Regions from separate parts of the Homo sapiens genome. Here region 1 is linked to region 2. Evidence: read pairs that join two places in POLR2A ChIA-PET (ENCODE). Cell type or tissue: endothelial cell of umbilical vein. All regions are shown on one strand. Links, peaks and the distances in the headings refer to the core of each region. The heading gives the core; the rest is flanking DNA. Region 1 overlaps MLIP (muscular LMNA interacting protein). Region 2 has its middle 7.2 kb from the start of MLIP-AS1.

Evidence for each region. Peaks named below come from ENCODE experiments on the same cell type or tissue, not always from the same donor. Only the 100,000 strongest peaks of a DNase experiment are listed, where the experiment ranks them.
Region 1: POLR2A ChIA-PET joins it to region 2 with 9 read pairs; 2 of 35 experiments call an interaction of 5 or more read pairs at or near these places.

Annotation. Positions count from the first base shown.
Region 1 is chr6:54,184,509-54,188,918 of GRCh38, reverse strand. All of the region lies in intron 9 of MLIP (muscular LMNA interacting protein), which reads right to left. Among named protein-coding and RNA genes, the nearest start is that of MLIP, 75 kb to the right of the region's middle. In endothelial cell of umbilical vein, for the core only: no CTCF peak of the experiment used is centred there; no DNase peak of the experiment used is centred there.
Region 2 is chr6:54,052,568-54,056,977 of GRCh38, reverse strand. It overlaps a transcript of MLIP not described here. Among named protein-coding and RNA genes, the nearest start is that of MLIP-AS1, 7.2 kb to the right of the region's middle. In endothelial cell of umbilical vein, for the core only: no CTCF peak of the experiment used is centred there; a DNase peak (open chromatin) is centred at 2,757; H3K4me3 peaks cover 298 bases.

The DNA of each region.
Region 1 (4,410 bases), core at 317-4,316, 130 kb before region 2:
TGTTGGCATAAATGTTGTAACTTGGAGGATCTTCTGTCTTCAAATTTGATTAACATTTAAAGTTTACCTCCGTGATATTCTGTAATTTCACTATGATGTGCCTTGGTGTAGATTTCTTTTTCTTGTGTTTTGGGGGTCTTGGTATGTTCTTTTATTCTGAGTATGCATATCTTCTGAAAAATCCTACATGACTATCTCTTCAAATGCTGCCTTTCTCCCATTATATCTAAGCTCTAGTTATTGATCTTCTATTAAATATATAGTAATGTGCCACACAATGATGTTTCAGTTGATGATGGACCTCATGTATGACAGGGGTCCCATAAGACTATAGTGGAGCCAAAAATATTCCTGTCACCTAGTAACGTCTTAATTATCTTGACTCTGTGTAGGCCTAAGCTAATGTGTATGTTTGTGTCTTGGTGTTTAACAAAAAAAGCTTAAAGAGTATAATAAATAAAAAATAAAAATTTGAAATAGAAAAAACTTATAGAATAAGAGTGTAAAAAATATTTTTGGACAGCTGTAAAATGCATTTGTGTTTCAAGCTACATGTTCCTACAAAAGAGTCAAAAAGTTTTAAAAATTAAAAAGTTTATAAAATAAAAAACCTACAGTAAGCTAAGGTTAATTTATTGTTGAAGAAAGAAAAACATAAACTTAATGTAGCTAAAAGTCTACAGTAGTGTACAGTAATAACCTTAGTTCTTCACATTCACTCACCACTAACTCATTGATTCACCCAGAGAAACCTCCAGTCCTGCAGGCTCCATTCATGGCAAGTGCACTATACAGATGTACCACTTTTTATCTTTTACACTGTATTTTTACCATGCCTTTTCTATGTTTAGATACATAAATACTATTAGTGGGCTATACCAACTAGGTTAATGTATATACATTTTTTTAATTTGAGACGGAGTCTCCCTCTGTCACCAGGCTGGATTGCAGTGGTGCAATCTCGGCTCACTGCAACCTCTGCCTCCCAGTTTCAAGTGATTCCGCTGGCTCAGCCTCCGGAATACCTGAGAGTACAGGCGCGTGCTGCCACACCTGGCTAATTTTTTGTATTTTTTTAATTAGAGATGGGGTTTCACCATGTTGGCCAGGATGGTCTTGGTATATACACTTTGATGCTCACATAATGATGAAATCACCTAGTGATGTGTTTTTCAGACCATCTCCCTATAGTTAAGCAAAGCATGACTGTATTTTGGGCCTTCTGAAATCCTCTCCCATTTATCTCAAACTCGTTTTTATATTTTTGTCACTTTATACTGTATTCTGGATGGTTTTTGCATATAAGCCTGATAGTTAACTTATTTTTCTTTAACTGCATGTTAGTATGTTTAACATGGCAATTGAAGTTAACGTCTTAATAATTGACTTTTCACTTCTAGAAGTTTTACTTGGTTCTTTTTCAAAGCTTATCTTATAATATCTATAACACGTTATAATGTTTAATGTTTTAAATATATTTATATGGTATTTTTCCAGATTTGTTATAGTCCCCCCTCGTTAAATACCATGTTGCTTGTATTTGCTGATTCTCTGTCATGTCCCTCCCTCATGATGTTCTTTAGTTATTTTGTGTGCTTTTTATTTTCTATTTTGAGTAATTTTGGTAATTTGGATTTCTTTAGATATCCAAGAAGCCCTGGTTTAGAAACCATCCCTGCAGTACATTTGCCCTCATGGGGGCCTTAGGAGTTGCACAGGTTCTGGACCAGTTACCATTTTATTGCCTCATCCTGATTTTCCTAAATCTCTAGATGGCAGATCCCCACATTATCACATAATCCCCACACTGTCATAGGTTTGGAGTCCTGTTTTCTCATGGGTGACTTTTTCTTATCACCCAAGAATGTAGGGTAGGGATTATTTTTTAAATTATCTTTTTTCTTTTTCATGCTTCATGGTCAATATGGCCTTGTAGGTTATAGAATTATGCAATAGATTCCCATATAGGTCTTAAACTTGTTACACAGTGAAAGTTAGAACCTAAGCTCTCGGGTCCTGGCACCTAGGGTCTGATGCACACATGTTCTACAAGAACTTTAGGTTCTTTTTAGTATTCTAACCTTGATATGGTCAGGCTTTGTGTCCCCACCCAAATCGTATCTTGAATTATAATCCACATAATCCCCACATGTTGAGGGCAGGAACTGGTGGGAAGTGATTGGATCATGAGGGCAGTTCCCCCATGCTGATCTCATGATGGAGAGTGAGTTCTCACAAAAGCTGATGGTTTTTATAAGGGGTTGTTTGCTCTTGCCTACACTTCTCTCTCTCGCCACCATGTGAAGAAAGTCCTTGCTTCTCCTTCATTTTCTCCCATGATTATAAGTTTCCTGAGGCTTCCCAAGCCATGCAGAACTGCGACTCAATTAAACCTCTTTTCTTTATAAATTACCCAGTCTCAGACAGTTCTTTATAGCAGTATGAAAATGGGCTAATACAAACTTGGAAGTCCCACTTCATTTATGGCATCCAGGGATTACTTATGTTTTATCGAGCATTTCTGCATTTACATGGGAGGCTAAACTTTCACACCAGCTTAGCCTTCCATTTTGACAGGAACTGGTCAGCATACAGATGAATAATTATAAATATGCTTGGCTAAAATACAATAAGTTATGTTCCTAAAATATTTCTATTTTTGAAATTGCAAATATTTCAGAGCTTATTTTGATGTATCATTATTGTTTTAATCTCTGAGAGATCAACAATAACTGAAAACTGAAAGCCTCATGGTTCCATGTTATCACCAAGTATATAGGAGTATGAATCACCAAACAATGATGAGGCTTTGTGTACAAATGATGAAGTCCTTTGTACACAGTGTCTAACAATGTTTGTTTTCTGGGTTTTGACTCATGTCATTCTTTACAGGTACCACTGCTTGCTGCCATTCCTGGTTGCTTGATGGCAGTAGGGTGTCTTGGCTAAGTGCTCCGCTTCTCTAATTGCTGTGGGCCAGGTTAGTGTGCACTGAGGTTTAGGAAAATTACCCTTCAGAATATCCATCATGGTGTTTTTGTCAGTTCACCTAAGTTTTCATTATTAACCTCATAATGGAATATAGGTAATAATAATGATTTCTTCTAAAATCTTAGGTTTTATACCATTTAACAATTTTTTCTTATTGCAATAATGAAAGCATTCTCTATTGATCCCCTAAGTTAAATGAATAGCTTCTGTGAAATATGCTGAATTAAATGCATCATAACTGAAAAAAAAGGCTAAATTTCTACCTCAATAATTATAGGAAAGAAGTTACATATTAACAATAAAGTTTCACTTTACAATTTGTATTACTAATATTTTTTAGTATATTGTACTAAATAATTCCAAATTATTATCATGGGGAAAAGAGAGAAAAGGCTCAAACATATTAATTAAATTAGGAAAAAATCTAAATATCTTTTTATCCAATCTCTATAAATCCCCCAAATTCCTTCATTGGGAATCATGACATAATAATAAGATGCTTTAGACACCCCCAGACATTTTTATTTCATCCAGTATTATGAACTCCGTATCACTGCTATCAGAAACTTCCCAGAGAAAGTGCAAAATTAAATGTAAACCACAATGTGGAGTGGATATGCATAATACTATTACAGATTTGTCCTTAGCAAAGAGGAAGAATAGTGACTTATATGTTTTATCACTAAAGTAACCAGGTTTTTTCAATGAATCCAATTACATCCAATCCTTTGAGAAGCCACCCTGTGCATGTCTAATACAGGTTAATGCTGTTTATTAGAAGTTATAGCTATAATTATGTCATCAATATTGTAGCAATTATTTTCCAAAATGTGAGGAGATACTGTGTGGTGAACTAAGCAGATGATGGGAAAAGGTTGCTACATTTGAACACCTGCATCACCTGAATAAAGGTGGAGAAGAAACTTGAAGTACCTAAAAATAAATTTGAAATTGGATTTGAACAACATTAAAATTTTGATCATTCATATCGCTCCAGTTTTACACCAACTGGGAAGAGTAACATTTGAGATGAGTATAAGAATGGCTCTTGTGTGAAATAAAAATTCGTAATCCATATTCTACAGCCTTTGACATTGTTTTAATCATATAAGAAAAAATAATGAGAGAAAGAGAGAGATGGGCTTTAGCCATTACTGCATCCTTCAAAAAAAGAAACTTAAAAAACTAATAGAGCAGTCAAAAAATTATGAAGGTAAAAAAAATTTATTTCAAAAAAATAAATTAAATAATTAAGTTATATAGAAACTAAAAGAGTTAAAGACCAAGTAAAGGTAAGGATTTGAAATCCATTGAAAGACAAATTCCTACACAAGGCACCACTTGCCCAAAGCCAGCTTTGGAGAAACCTTTTCATCTCCCAAAGACTTGATGCCAAAGGCAAACAAAGAACAGCCAAGC
Region 2 (4,410 bases), core at 271-4,270:
TTTCTTTTCTGTGACTTACTTTTCTCATTTATAAAGCAAAAATAACCCTACTACCTTAGAACATTGTACAAATCATGGTAGAGATGTAAAAAATGCTTTGGAATATTTTAACTTCTATGCAAATACCAAAAGTGAATTAAACTAATATTATGAACTACTAAGAAAATTCTTTTCTTTCTTCCTTCAATTGAAAATACTTTTTAAACCTTCTTCTTCACTCCATAAGAGAAATGTTTCACTAAAAAGAGCTAGGAATTGTACATCGATGTGGATAATAGCTGTGGAAATAAAGGCATTCTTGCTGGCAAGCTTCTAGAGATGGGTTTTAGCATTTTTCTGCATATAGAAGATTGGGGATTTTTCAGTATCACAGAGAAAACTAAAAACACACGACACGAAAATATAAAAGTATTCTCTCAGAAGTAGAAGAGGTCTCTCACTCCTGGGTCTCCTACTGTTTACTTCTGCAAGTATTCCCTAGTGCATCAATTCATAGAGCAATCTATCACAGGTACAGGGAGCAGAATGACCTCCAACAAAGGGAGAAAGCAACATCTTCCCAAAAATGAGGAAGGGAAGCTAAAACAGATTAGCAAAAGCCTTTATGAATTGCTCCCAAAGGTCTGCTTGACCTTTCACGTTCAAGCCTCTGTACAGCGTGTCCTATTTCAGCTTTTCATGAAATCTTTCAATTCCTCAAACTTGGTCAACTTAGAGCCAAAACTGAAAGATGAAAAGGCAAAGTCATGCACTTAGGTCAAGAAAAGGACTACCTAGGTGCATGATGGATGAGTTTTAGTTCAAATAATTCACGTAAACAAAGCTGATGGGTAGGATGCTTGTAGACATGACATGTCCACAGTATGATGACTCTAACAAAATAATTTAACCAAATATTTTTAAAATTAAGATGTCATTTTAAAATTTAAAAGTGGCATATGGTTGTCGTAGAGAAGTTTTAAAATATTAAAAAAATATATAAATATGTAAAGTGCAACAACCATTTACCTGGTAATAACTCACAGATAACCCACATCAAATTAGACCTTAGATTCTAAGCTTCATGAAAGCAGGAATTGCCACATAAGGGTAAGCAAAAGAGACATGATCTCTGCCCTCAAGGAGTTTAGCAGGCACTCCTCCTTCAGGTCTTTACTGAAATGTCACCTTCTCGGCAGTCCCTGATCACCTTATTATAAATGTCCTTCCAATATTCCCCATTTAATTTTTCTCCATGCTACTGATCACCTTTGAATATAGAATATATATTTTAATAATCATATTTATTATGTGTTCCATGTTTGTTATATTTTTGTTTATTTTATTGTCTCTTTCCCCTCACTCAAATGTTGATTTGCCATGATATTCCCAGAGTTTAAACAGTGCCTGAAAAATATAAGGCAACTAATATTTGTTGACTAAATTAATGAATGAACAGGGACTGAATGAAAACACACTTCAATGTAGTTTTTTCTGAATAATTAACTATGTGCCCAATAAGAGAGGACTAGGTAAATAGTTTATGATACTTCCATAAAATAAGATATTTTGAAAATATAGATTTCTACATTTACTAGCATGTAAAATTTCTACCATAAGTCTGTTAGATTTTTGAAAACCACATTATGAAAACATATATGATATAACCTCATTTTCAATATATATACACATATTTGTATGCTTATATTGATAAATAATCCCTGCTGTGTGCCCGGGATCATGTTACACATTGGGGACACATAGAAGGAAAAAGTGTACTCAGGAAACAGACATATAAAAAAGATAGTGATGAGGCCGGGTGCGGTGGCTCACGCCAGTAGTCCCAACACTTTGGGAGGCCGAGACAGGCGGATCACGAGGTCAGGAGATCAAGACCATCCTGCTAACACAGTGAAACCCCGTCTCTACTAAAAATACAAAAAAATAGCTGGGCGTGGTGGCGGGCGCCTGTAGTCCCAGCTACTCGGGAGGCTGAGGCAGGAGAATGGCGTGAACCCAGGAGGCGGAGCTTGTAGTGAGCCGAGATCAAGCCAGTGCACTCCAGCCTGGGCGACAGAGCGAGACTCCGTCTCAAAAAAAAAAAAAAGATAGTGATGAAACAATGTGATAAGCACTGTAACTAATATACTTATGTGAATTACTTCTGCGTTAGGAGAGGTCTGGCTCCTTGAGAAAATGGGTAGGAAAGGGTGGGAACAATTACCTCGTTAGAGAAAAGATGCTTTATACAAGCACACTGACTTTAACGGGAAGCTGCCAGAGAAAATGTTATCTTGCACATGATAATGCAACGTTCTACTTACCATTCAAAAGCAAAGCATGATTTCTATATTATTCATGATCACAATGAGATCTTGCAAGTGAAATATTGACTATTATTGCTTTGATATCTTTAATCTAGCCCTGAATATGGATAGGAACAGAGTGAAAATTCAGTGAATTGCAAAAATGTATGTTTCTGCTTTCAGTTCACATTCCATTACAGGATGCTATATCCGATACAGTACTGAATCTCAAGGAGACCCGTCATTTTTTTTTTTTTTTTTTGCCTTTTTTTCCCCACTGTCCTTAATACACGAAAGAAAGTAGAGACTTCGAAACTCAATCTGACACAATCCACCCTGTTTGTCATCGGTACAATGTGTCATTTGCAAGTTCATACAGTGTCTTCCATCTATTACAGGGTGTGGAGCAGCTAAGAATAGCTGCAGAACTTGACTCTAAGCTGCTTGCCGGGAAGCACTAAACTTACTGCATGACTCAGTGTGGGATGTAAATTCTTGTGAGAGCGCTGATAAGAAAAGGAGTCTTTCAGCAAGAGAGCCTTTTTAATGGGTTGCTAAGAACTTTCACCACTTTGGTGTTTTTGTGAAAAAAAAGCAAACTTGTACATATGCCACATTCCTGAGCACCAGTGAGTGGCACATAGGTACATTTCTCCCTTGTGGCTCAGATGGCAAATTTGGATGGTTTCCATTAAAGAAAATCTAAACTCTGAATTATGCTTTGCTCATAAACAGCACCACAGGCTTAGATAGTAGAGCCAAGGTTTAAACAGCCTGAGAGTACTTGTCCATGCTTCATTTAAAGTCATTCCTGCATTATTTATTATATTAGCCACTAGTGCACTTGTATCAGTCAGACATCTCAGAATCTCCCACCTGGATTCAATTCTCAAATAGACACTTAAAAATCTGGAAATAAAATAAAAATTGTAACAAGGAAATTTTATTCAGCTAGGCACTGTGCTAAGCTCTTTACATGCATTTTCTAATTTAATTTGCACAACAACTCTACAAGGTATATTAGATTAATATGACTAAATTAAGTTCAGTTACTTGCCCACAGTCACAAAGCTAGTAATCATGATAGCATTCTGCAATTTGGCATTACTTTCTTTCATTTTAATTTCACAACCACCTGCTATGGTAAATCAAGAAATTAATATCATGTCACTTGAACTTTATAATGAGATTTTGCACAAGTCCCTGCCTATGTAAGTAAGACTATTAATTTAAACTTTATATTGCATTTTCCCAGAATGAGAAGTAGGAGAAAAAAGATAATTTCTCTAAACCATGAAAGAAAAGACATCATAAATGCTATTCATTTTCATATGAAGTTTAAAGGTAGAAAAATATAAATATCATCTCTTTAACATCCCAAAATTATGGTTCTGAGCATATTCTTTTACCTTGTGAAATAGCTGACATTTTGACTGTTTTGAACTACAAAATGGGAATTCCACATGGTTCAACCCAGTACAAAACATAGTGGTGCTTAAGGTATGGGTATCAGAGCCAGGAATACCTAGGATCAAGTCCTGCTATTGCCATTTTCTAGTTCTGTGTTCCCAGCACACTATCACTGCTCTTAGTCTTAGGTCCTTTCATTATAAAATGGGGCTAATATAAGTGCTCACTTTTGTGAGAAGATGATGCACAAAGCACTTAGCAGTCAACAATGCTCTGAAATGACCACCATATTTTTTATTCATTTACTTTCAGACTGAGCCAACAATTTCCCCAATCCACATATCTCCCTCTTACAATACCTCAAAGTAGACCAGCATATTAATATGAGACCTCATTCACCACTATTCCTTTATCCTCTGAAATAAACCTCAGATTCACTTTAGAAACCAATAGAGATTCAGCTCTGCACTCCAATTTATTCCCTCATTCTAGAATTTTATATTTATAATTTGTCACAATGTTTTCTCATATTTCTATCTTGGACTATCACTCTCCCCTTTTCAATAAGTAGTATAATTTTTTCCTTATAATTTATCTCCAAAAAAACAGTGAAAGAAGAGCATTCTTGAATGTGTGCTAAAACTAATTATTATAACTCAGGGATTGTTAGGACACTATATAAACAATTGTGACAATGTGTGTCCATTTTTATGTG